Linked DNA regions of Homo sapiens: region 1 is linked to region 2. Evidence: read pairs that join two places in POLR2A ChIA-PET (ENCODE). Cell type or tissue: PC-3. All regions are shown on one strand. Each heading gives the region's core, and the rest is flanking DNA. Links, peaks and the distances in the headings are about the cores only. Region 1 overlaps UBR2 (ubiquitin protein ligase E3 component n-recognin 2). Region 2 overlaps C6orf132 (chromosome 6 open reading frame 132).

Region 1 (5,380 bases), core at 129-5,128, 440 kb before region 2:
AAGAAAAAGAGTCCTCAACAAGCATACTAGAATCTTATTCTTTGAGCTAAAAGACCTCGTTTTGGCCTCATTCAAAGGTAAATGTCTCATTTTTCACCCATTGTCAGCAAACCAAAACAAGAATGAAGGTAGTCAAATGATCCTAAGCGCTTTTTTTTTTTTTTTTTTTTGAGTCTCGTGCTGTCGCCCAGGCTGGAGTGCAGTGGTACGATCTCGGCTCACTGCAACCTCTGCCTCCCAGGTTCAAGTGATTCTCCTGCCTCAGCCTCCTGAGTAGCTGGGGTTACAGGTGTGCACCACCACACGCGGCTAATTTTTGTATTTTTAGTAGAGACAAGGTTTCACTATGTTGACCAGGCTTGTCTCAAACTCCTGACATCAGGTGATCTGCCCACCTCGGCCTCCCAAAGGTGCTAGGATTCAATTTACTCTTTATGAAAGAAAAATTAAGCAATAAGACCAAAATAATTCACCTCCATGATCCTAGAAAGTTAAGTGCTTCGGACTTTTTTTTACAACATATTGAAAGATTTTATTTAAAAACCAGTTTTTTTCCTTATATTTTATGTTCCCATTCCTGTAAAACTTCACTGTTGCAAAATTTTAATACAAGAATGAAAGGTTACTTTAGAAGGGATGCTTTTTTTTTTTTTTTTTTTTTTTTGAGACGGAGTCTTGCTCTGTCACCCAGGCTGGAGTGCAGTGGCGCGATCTCGGCTCACTGAAAGCTCCGCCTCCCAGGTTCACGCCATTCTCCTGCCTCAGCCTCCCAAGTAGCTGGGACTACAGGCTAGCATGGATGCTTTCTAAAAAAAAATTATGCAGTCTAGTAACTGTAACGAGAGCAAATTTGTTCATAGATTTCTTCAACAAAAATTCAGACGCTAGTATCAGCTTCTGGTTAAGAAAAAAAAAAAAAATCGGCCAGGCTCTTTGGCTCATGCCTGTAATCCCAGCACTTGGGAGGCCAAGGCGGGTGGCTCATTTGAGTTCAGAGGTTCGAGTCTAGCTTGGGCAATATGGCAAAACCCTGTCTCTTCTAAAAATAAAAGAAGATTAGCTGGGCATGGTGGTGCATGCCTGTAGTCCCAGCTACTCAGGAGGCTGAGGTGGGAGGATCACCTGAGCCCCGGAGGTTGAGGCTTCAGTGAGGCATGATCACGCCACTGCACTTCAGCCTGGGTGACAGAGTGAGATCCTGTCTCAAAAAACAAACAAACAACAAAAAAAAAACTAGCCACTTTACATAAAAATATTATTAGTAAAACAAGCAAGTATTTCACTCTTTATTACATATTATTATAAATAACAAGACTTAAAAGTCTGGTCCAAGAAAGGCATGCATATGCTCCCCATTTTTCAAATCTTTACTACTCCTGGGCACAGTGGCTCACGCCTATAATCCCAGCACTTTGGGAGGCCAAGGTGGGCAGATCACTTGAGGCCAGGAGTTCGAGACCACCATGGCCAACATGGTGAAACCCCATCTCTACTAAAAATACAAAAATTAGCCAGGAGTGGTGGTGCACGCCTGTAATCCCAGCTACTTGGGAGGCTGAGGCAAAAGAATCGCTTGACCTCAGGAGGTGGAGGTTGCAGTGAGCCTAGATCACGCCACTGTACTCCAGCCTGGAGGACAGAGTGAGACTCCGTCTCAAAACCAAAAACTTTACTACCATTATATGAAAAAATCACAATCACCTAAAAGATTTGGGCTCTATTACAGGCACTTTAAGCTGATTAAACATACATACTTAATATAAAAAGCAAGAAAAATTTATGACTGTCTTTCAGAAGTAGCTCACACATTTCCCCAAAGAATAAAATCTATAGCTTTTCATATTAGTTCTAACATATGCTAACTGCAACTGTTTCTTCAACATGAAAAATTAAGATTTCCAGTTTGGTTGGCCTTTTGTCTTTATTTCAGACACTTGTAGCTGTCACACCCATGTGGCATAAGAGAGTAATAAGCATTCACTATCTTACTACAAGTCCCTCTTAAGGGAAGTAAAGAAACTGTCAACTCATTCCTCTAAAGTAAACATGTTATGACAATGTTTCCAGGAGCTTTCCCTCTATTAAATACTAAATTTAAGCCTTGGGATAGAAAGCAAGTACAATAAAATAAAAATGAAATGAAAAATGAAAGAATCCCTAGAGGTTAGTTAGCCTTTTATTACAGTCTCTATTATTCTATACCCAATTAAAATTGTATCCTTTAACTACTTTTGGTTTTGCTTTCAAACAAGGATAAGCAACATGTAAGTTAATCATAAAACAACTAGTGCTCATAACCATAAAAACAATAGTGTTTAAGTGGGAGTTTTAGGGAATATATTGAGAAAAATTTTAAACAAATTATATTAAGAGCTCTACAAATTAAGGAGAATATTTACAAATAAAATATAGAAATTTAATAGGTCAAAAGACTAATTGAAAATAGGCAAAGAAGACATAAAAATGGCCAATAAGCTCATAAAAAGATGTTCCAACATGACTCATGAGGGAAATGCAAATCAAAACCACAATGAGAAGGCATAACACCCAAAAGAATGGCTGTAATCAAAACACAGGCAAAAACAAGTGTTGGCAAGGATCTGGAGAAATTGGAACTCTCATGCACTACTGGTGGGAATGTAAAACAATGCAACTGCTTTGGAAAAATCTGGCAGTTCTTCAAAATAGTTAACATATGACCCACCAATTTCACTTCTAGGTATGTATATACCCAAGAGAAACAAAAGCATATGTCCCCACAAAAATTTGTAAAAAATGTTCACAGCAACATGATTCATAATACCCAAAAAGTAGAAACAACCCAAATATTCACCAACTGATGAACAGATAAATAATATATGGTTTATCTATACAAAGGAATGTCATTTGGCAATAAAAAAGAAAGAATTACTGACACAGGTTGAGCATCCCTAATTTGAAAACGTGAAATCCAAAATGATCCAAAATCTGAAACTTTGCATGCCCACACGATGCTCAAAGAAGTGCTCATTGGAACATTTGGATTTTGGATTAAGGATGCTCAACTGGTATAACTGCAAATATTTTAAAATCCAAAAAAATCCAAAATCCAAAACACTTCTGGTGGCAAGCGTAACAATACTCAACCTGTACATGGTACAACATGGATAAATATTTTATTTTTATTATTTTTTTTTTGAGACAGAGTCTCGCTCTGTTGCCCAGGCTGGAGTGCAGTGGCGCGATCTTGACTCACTGCAAGCTCCGCCTCCCGGGTTCATGCCATTCTCCTGCCTCAGCCTCCCAAGTAGCTGGGACCACAGGCGCCTGCCACCACGCCCGGCTAATTTTTTGTATTTTTTAGTAGAGACGGAGTTTCACCGTGTTAGCCAGGATGGTCTCGATCTCCTGACCTTGTGATCTACCTGCCTTGGCCTCCCAAAGTGCTGGAATTACAGGTGTGAGCCACCGCGCCTGGCCCAACATGGATAAATATTTAAAACATTATCTAAGAGAAAGAAGTCAGCCACAAATGACAATATGTTGAATTCCATTTATACGAAATATCCAGAATAGGCAAATCTACACAGACAAAAATTAGTAGTTGATTAGACCTCAGGAGTTTAGGTGTGAAAGGGAAGTGACTGCCAATAGGTACAGGATTTCTTTTTTGGGGTGATAAAAATGTCCCAAAATTGATCATAGTGATGATTGCATGAATCTGAATATACTAAAAACCACTGAATTTAACTGTACAGTATGTGAGTTATATCTCAATAAAACGGTTTAAAAAATGTACAGCAAAAAGATAACCAATACAGACCTAAAACTCTACATAAAACTTAACAAATTCATTATTTATTAAAACAAAATTTTTTTTGAAGACAGGGTCTCACTGTATCACCCAAGATGGAGTACAGTGGCATGATCATAGCTCACTGTAACTTCTAACACCTGGGCTCAAGCGATCCTCCCTGCTTAGCCTTCTGAGTAGCTAGGACTGCAAGTTCATGCCACCACACCCAGCTTATTTATTTTATTTTATTTTTTTTTAGTAGAGACAGGGTATAGCTAATGTTGCCCAGGCTGGTCTCAAACTCTTAGACTTAAGCAGTCCTCCCACCTCAGCCTCCCAAATAGCTGGGATTACTGGCATGAGCCAGTGCTCCCAACCTGTATTTCTTTTATATTCAGGGAAAAAGATGGGGTCCCGCTCTGTCACCCAGGCTGGAGTGCAGTGGCGCGATCTCGGCTCACTGCAACCCCAGCCTCCTGGGTTCAAGCAACTCTCCTGCCTCAGCCTCCCGAATAGCTGGGATTACAGGGGTGCACCACCATGCCCGGTTAATTTTTGTATTTTTAGTAGAGACAGGGTTTCACCATGTTGGCCAGGATGGTCTCTATCTCTTGACCTTGTGATCTGCCCTCCTTGGCCTCCCAAAGTGCTGGGATTACAGGCAAGAGCCACCACACCCGGCATGTTTACTTTTAAAACCGTAATCACTCACTGGAACATACTATAACCATATGTAGTATAGAAAGTAAACAGAGCCAAGAAGTGTTGGGAAAGTCATACTTATGGAGTCAATTCTAACAAGAAAAGAGAAGAATGAGAAGAGAGGGCCACTGTAATATCCTAAACTTACAAATATTAAAGAGTCAGCTTAGATACTTTTCTTTGTGAGGCATACTAGCTGGAATGGATGGGATCACAAAAAGTTCTTCCTCCTTATAACAGGAATAAGAAAAGCGGTGTGTAAATGAAATGTGGAAAGGTTGACACTAGTGCTCATTAGGTGATTTTTAAATGGAAGTGATCCTAACAAATTACCAATGACAGAGGTCTAAAGCCTACAATCACTGTTTTCTCTACTTGTTTCTCTTCCCTAAAATGTGCTTTCAACCTAAGAAAAAACTTTATTAATTTAAATGTGTGATAAAAAAGCTGAAGCCTAAGCTGAAAAAAACAGTTTTAAATGTTAGGTGTTTTAACTTAATACAGACAGTAAAGTCCTCACAAAGTAAGGCAAGATTAAGGTTATATAGTTGAAGGAATTTTATATTTTAATATTGGTTTTTGAGGTAGGAGGATCTCTTGAGCCTAGGAGGTCAAGGCTGCAGTGAGCTATGATAATGTCACTATACTCTAGTCTGGGCAACAGTGCAAGACCCCATCTCTTACCAAAAAAAGAAAAAAAAAAACTTATTGTTCAGAAAGGCATTTAAAAGTAAACAGGGTAGGCTGTGTGCGGTGGCTCACGCCTGTAATCCCAGGACTTTGGGAGGCCAAGGCGGACGGATAACCTGAGGTCAGGAGTTCGAGACCATCCTGGCCAATGTGGTGAAACCCTGTGTCTACTAAAAATACAAAAATTAGTCAGGCGTGGTGGCGTACGCCTGT
Region 2 (5,380 bases), core at 181-5,180:
GCAGGCTTCGAACAAGCTGCCTCACCTCCCGTTGCTTCCCAGAGCTGCTCCTTGGCCAGAGCCGAGCCGAGCCTTCCTCACCCCCGTACATGGTGGGATTATGGCTCTTCCCTTTAGGGGTGTATGTATGGTAGTTTAGAAGTCAGGCCCTTTAGGGAGACCCTGGCTTCAACACTTACTGTGAGTCTTTGGGCAAGTTATTTGACCTCCTTGTGCCTCAGTTTCCTCATCTGTAAAACAGGGATAATGACTACCAATTTGCATGGGGCTGTTTTGAGAATTAAATGAATTAATAATGTGTAAGATGCTCAGAACAGTGCCCAGACCATTAAAGGTGCTCAGTAGGCTGGGCGCGTGGTACACACCTGTAATCCCAGCAGTTTGGGATGCTGAGGTGTGTAGATCACCTGAGTTCAGCAGTTTGAGATCAGCCTGGCCAACATGGTGAAACACCATCTCTACTAAAAATACAAAAATTAGCTGGGTGTGGTGGCGCACACCTGTAATCCCAGCACTTTGGGAGGCCAAGGTGGGTAGATCACCTGAGTTCAGGAGTTTGAGACAGGCCTGGCCAACATGGTGAAACCCCGTCTCTACTAAAAATACAAAAATTAGCTGGGCGTGGTGGTGCACACCTGTAATCCCAACTACTTCGGAGGCTGAGGCAGGAGAATTGCTTGAACCTGGGAAGCACAGGTTGCACTGAGCCGAGATCATGCCACTGTACTCCAGCCTGAGCGACAGAGCACAGGGATCCACAATGGCTCAGGCCTGTTGTCTTGGCACATAAAGAGGCGAGACAAGGCTTTTGAGGACAGCCTGGGCAACATAGAAACCTCTCATCTATATAACCAAAAAAAAAAGACTCCATCTCAAAAAAAATAAAGATAAAAAAAAGATGCTCAGTAAGTTTTTACCTTTTATTATTATTACTATTACAGTTATCATGCTTGCCAAGTTGCTCAGGTATAACACTTCTAAAGCTCCTAGGCACCCAATAAGAGTAGCCATTAATATGACAATAACAACTGTAGGAAGGAGGCTCCCTAGATCCCAACATCGGTGCAGAGATGAAATGATTAGGGCCTTGCCTAGGAGCGTGGCTGTCGTGCAGTCCCTGTGGCAATCCCCGCCCCACCCCAGTCCTGTTAAGGGTCCAGGTAGCCACATCACGTCAGGTCTAGGGCCTTGGCATCCACACAGCACTCTCTAGAAAATGCCCCAGGAGATCCTAGTGTCAACACGCAGACTCTCGGAAGTGAGGGAATTGGGGGCTTTCGTGGTGGCTGTTGGGTGTGAGCTACTTTTGTTGTTTCCCATTGAGTCAGATCTTACAGCTCCCCTCCCGCATGCCCTGTCTGATCTTGGTCTGCAGCCTCAGGCATGGAGACTGGCAACTGGGACTGGAAAATCATATTTGCCCAGAGTGCATGGGGCAGGGCAGTGCTGGGAACTGGAGTTTCCAGGGACGTGCGGAGCACACGGAGAACCCGACGTTCGGGCCCCTTTTGAGACGTGGAGAAGCTTGAGTGTCCCAGCCAGCTTCCTGCCTTGGGAGGGCAGCACACGGAGGACACCACCTCCAGCTGCTGGGGCGCTCCCAGGAGCCTCCCTGTCACATCCAAAGCCCAGATGCTCGCATGGGGTGCTGCGGCTATCGGTGTGGGGATTTGGGATGGATGTAGTCTGATCCCAGGATCTTCCTGACAAGCCCAGTCTCTTGAATAAATCATTTGGCTTTCTTGCAATTTTCTCCTAAAGTCATGTACAAGGAGAAAAGTAATCATGATTAGCTCAATGTCCCAGTTAGCAGACTTCTGGCTAACTGGGATTCTAACCTTTCTTCTCTCCTCTTTGGCTATCGAGGAAAGTCCTCCACACTTCGTTAAATGGAAGAAAGCCCTCTTTGCTCATGAGCCACATAGCAGGAGGGCCACAGCGATCCCTGCCAAGGGAGTGTGAATTTCTTGTCAGTGTGTATCAAGGGTCATGAGGGAGTTGAGAAAGGGATGTGATGTGATGTGAGTAGCCCCTCACATCCTCCCACTGCCATAGAGCAGCATGGAGCACAGACTCAGTAACTGGAGGAAGAGGAAGGTCCTTCATATCATCTTCCTACAGGGGAAGCAACCATGTTTGCTGAGCACTTACTATGCCCTGGCCACACTCACTCCTCACAACAGTGCTATACGGCACTATCATCACTCCCACTGTACGGATGGGAAAAACTGAGGCCCAGAGAGGTTAAGCCACATGGGCAGTCAGTGGCAGAGCTGGGATTTTTTAACCAGGTCACACTGACCCTACTGTCCCGTTTTTTCTGCTCTGCCCTCAAGGGTGCATTAAAGCAAGCCATGTACATAACCATCTGTGGTTTGGTGGTCAGGGAAATCTTGAGTTAGGGAGTCCAGATGATGGGATATTGGCCACTGCGGACAGCAGGTGGCCTCATCTGCTCTGCATGTTTCAGATTAGAAATTCAAACACTCGAGGGAAAAGCCAGCTTGTTTTCCTCCCTCTCTGAGATAAGCTTCAGCTGGGCCCTTAGCCGGGCTTCCTGGGCTCCAAAAACGAGGGACCATTGCTGTGGGAGAGAAGGCTCAGGACGGTACAGCGTGGTGGTTATGGATTGGGAGAGAGATGGCTGCAGAGGGCTGAAAGCCCCACGAACACCGAGTCCCTCACCCAGCGCCACCTCAGCTGGCCCCATTAGTGCACATCTCATCCATAAGATCTGATTATGTTAGAGGCGCTTAGCTGAATCCAACACTGGGAGACACGCAGGCCCTGGCTTTCCTCACTGGGAGCTGAAGGGCAGATTAAACTTGGGTGGCCGGATGCCTTGGATCTCCAGCTTATGGTGTCCCCTCACTTGTGTTCTCTAGATGGCATCTATTATGGAGACAATCGGTTTAACACAGTGAGCGAGTCAGGAACAGCCACGCTGAAAGCTCGGCCAAGAGTCCGGCCCCTGCTGACCTTCCTTCCGCTGGTGAGTACGGTTCTGCTCTGAGGTTGGAGAGTCTGCTCTGGCTGGGGACACCAAGGCTGCCCTAGCCCGAGTGGACATCAGCTGCACCCTCTGTCCACCCCTTCCTTCCTGATGCTGACCCGGCGGGAAGGGGGGCTACTGGAAGGAGGCATGGTCGAGGCTCATGGTAGGAAGTCTAGGATTAGGAATGCCAGCTCGTTCAGGGCCAAGCCCAAGGAGAAGTTATGGAGAACTTGTGTGCAGGAGTGATACAGCAGTGGGTACCCTCAGCCAAGCAGGGTTCATTTTCCACAGTCACAGATGACTGTCTGCTTTGTGCCAGGCCCTGCATTAGGTGCTGGATACAGAGATGACTGGGCCAGCCTTGCTGTTCTCAAGGAGCTCCCTGCCCACTGCAGGAGACAAATATATTTTGCTTAACCCGGTATATTCAAAAGAGTGTCATTGTGGCCAGTGCGGTGGCTCACGCCTGTAATCCCAGCATTTTGGGAGGCCAAGGGGGCAGATCATGAGGTCAGGAGATCGAGACCATCCTGGCTAACACGGTGAAACCCTGTCTCTACTAAATATAAAAAAAAAAAATAGCCGGTGTAGTGGCAAGCACCTGTAGTCCCAGCTACTCGGGAGGCTGAGGCAGGAGAATGGCATGAACCCAGGAGGCGGAGCTTGCAGTGAACCAAGATGGCGCCACTGCCCTCCAGCCTGGGTGACAGAGCAAGACTCCGTCTCAAAAAAAAAAAAAAAGAGTGTCATTGCAACATTTAATCAATATAAAAAATACTAATGGGCTATTTTACATTCTTTTTTTTCATGCTAAGTCTTAAAAATCTGGTGTACTACTTATATAGCACATCCCGCTTCTGACAGACTGAGACATTTTAAGTGCTCAACGGCTGCTTGTGGCCAGTGGCTGCTGTACTAGACAGCCCAGGCCTAAACAGCCAGGCTCCTAGATTTAAGGCTCACTCCTGTCTGTCGGAGCTGGGTCATGGGTGGCACAATGCTGTCACTGGGGTCACGGCATCCTCTTGCCTCCATGAGGGTTTAGTATTGCCTGGACTGAAAGGCCCCTTGCCCTGGTCTGAGCTCTCAGGGGCCTGTTAGACTTCATGGCACCCCACACATTGGTCCTGGGTCCCCATACCTGCTGCCTAGCACTGCCTGCCTGGCACAACCACCTTCCTCTCCCCATCACCGGTTTTTTTCTGCTATGTCCAACTTCAACAATCAGACCTAAGATTCTAGATGGGACAGAGGCAGTCTTACATTCTCCTTGGTGCATCTCTAAGTCCTCTCTGTGGAGGGCTGAGCACACAGCTCTCTGGGAATACAACTTTAAATAATTAATTTTCTGCTTATAAAAGCAGTTCGTGGATATTATAGATAAATATAGAAAGTGCAACACCACCACCAACAAGGTATAAATCAAATAAGTCAGCTTGGAATCCTAGCACTTTGGGAGGCCGAGGTGGGAGGATCACTTGAGGCCAGGAGTTCAAGACTAGCCTGGGCAATATAGCCCAACCCCATCTCTACAAAAAATTTAAAAATTAGTGAGGTGTGGTGGTGTGTGCCTATAGTCCCAGCTACTTGGGAGGCTGAGGCAGGAGGATTGCTTGAGCTCAGGAGGTTGAGGCTGCAGTTAGCTATGATTGCACTACTGCACTTCAGCCTGGGTGACAGAGTGAGACCCTGTCTTAAAGAAAAAAACCAAATGAGTCAGCCCCTAACTTGGTTTCCAGAGAATGCATAAAACTCTGATAGAAGTGATTGCACCCATAAATGCAGATAAAATTGTTTGAAATATTCTTTTTTTTTTTTTTTGCAGACTGAGTTTCATTCTTGTTGCCCAGGCTGGAGTGGTACAATGGCGTGATCTCGGCTCCCTGCAACCTCCACCTCCTGGGTTCAAGCGATTCTCCTGCCTCAGCCTCCCAAGTAGCTGGGATTACAGGTGCCCACCACCATGCCCGGCAAATTTTTTGTATTTTTAGTAGAGACAGGGTTTCACCATTTTGGCCAGGCTGGTCTCGAACTCCTGACCTCAGGTGATCCACAAACCTCAGCCTCCCAAAGTGCTGGGATTACAGGCGTGAGCTACCGCGCCCAGCCTGAAATACTCTATATTGGGAGGTTAATTAGATTCTCTCCTATCACTTACCCTCAGCACACATACCCAGATTCATAGCAGTGTGGGCCCAGAGTTGACACACCTCTACCAGTCGGTAAAATACTAAAACATTCATCTGTAAAATGGGAATAAAAAAAAAAAAACAAATAAAATACTGAAATACAGCCAGGTGTGGTGGCTCATGCCTGTAATCCCAGCACTTTGGGGGCCAAGGTGGGTGGATCATGAGGTCAGGAGTTCAAGACCAGCCTGGCCAA

What was found. Peaks named below come from ENCODE experiments on the same cell type or tissue, not always from the same donor. Only the 100,000 strongest peaks of a DNase experiment are listed, where the experiment ranks them.
Region 1: POLR2A ChIA-PET joins it to region 2 with 20 read pairs; 3 of 35 experiments call an interaction of 5 or more read pairs at or near these places.

The regions. Positions count from the first base shown.
Region 1 is chr6:42,566,527-42,571,906 of GRCh38, reverse strand. The region is part of intron 1 of UBR2 (ubiquitin protein ligase E3 component n-recognin 2); the gene reads right to left. Among named protein-coding and RNA genes, the nearest start is that of UBR2, 5.2 kb to the right of the region's middle. In PC-3, for the core only: no CTCF peak of the experiment used is centred there; a DNase peak (open chromatin) is centred at 2,596; H3K27ac peaks cover 1,558 bases.
Region 2 is chr6:42,126,284-42,131,663 of GRCh38, reverse strand. It overlaps C6orf132 (chromosome 6 open reading frame 132), which reads left to right. Exons shown (of 5, transcript NM_001164446.3): 2 at 2,886-2,992. Among named protein-coding and RNA genes, the nearest start is that of C6orf132, 14 kb to the left of the region's middle. In PC-3, for the core only: no CTCF peak of the experiment used is centred there; no DNase peak of the experiment used is centred there; H3K27ac peaks cover 239 bases.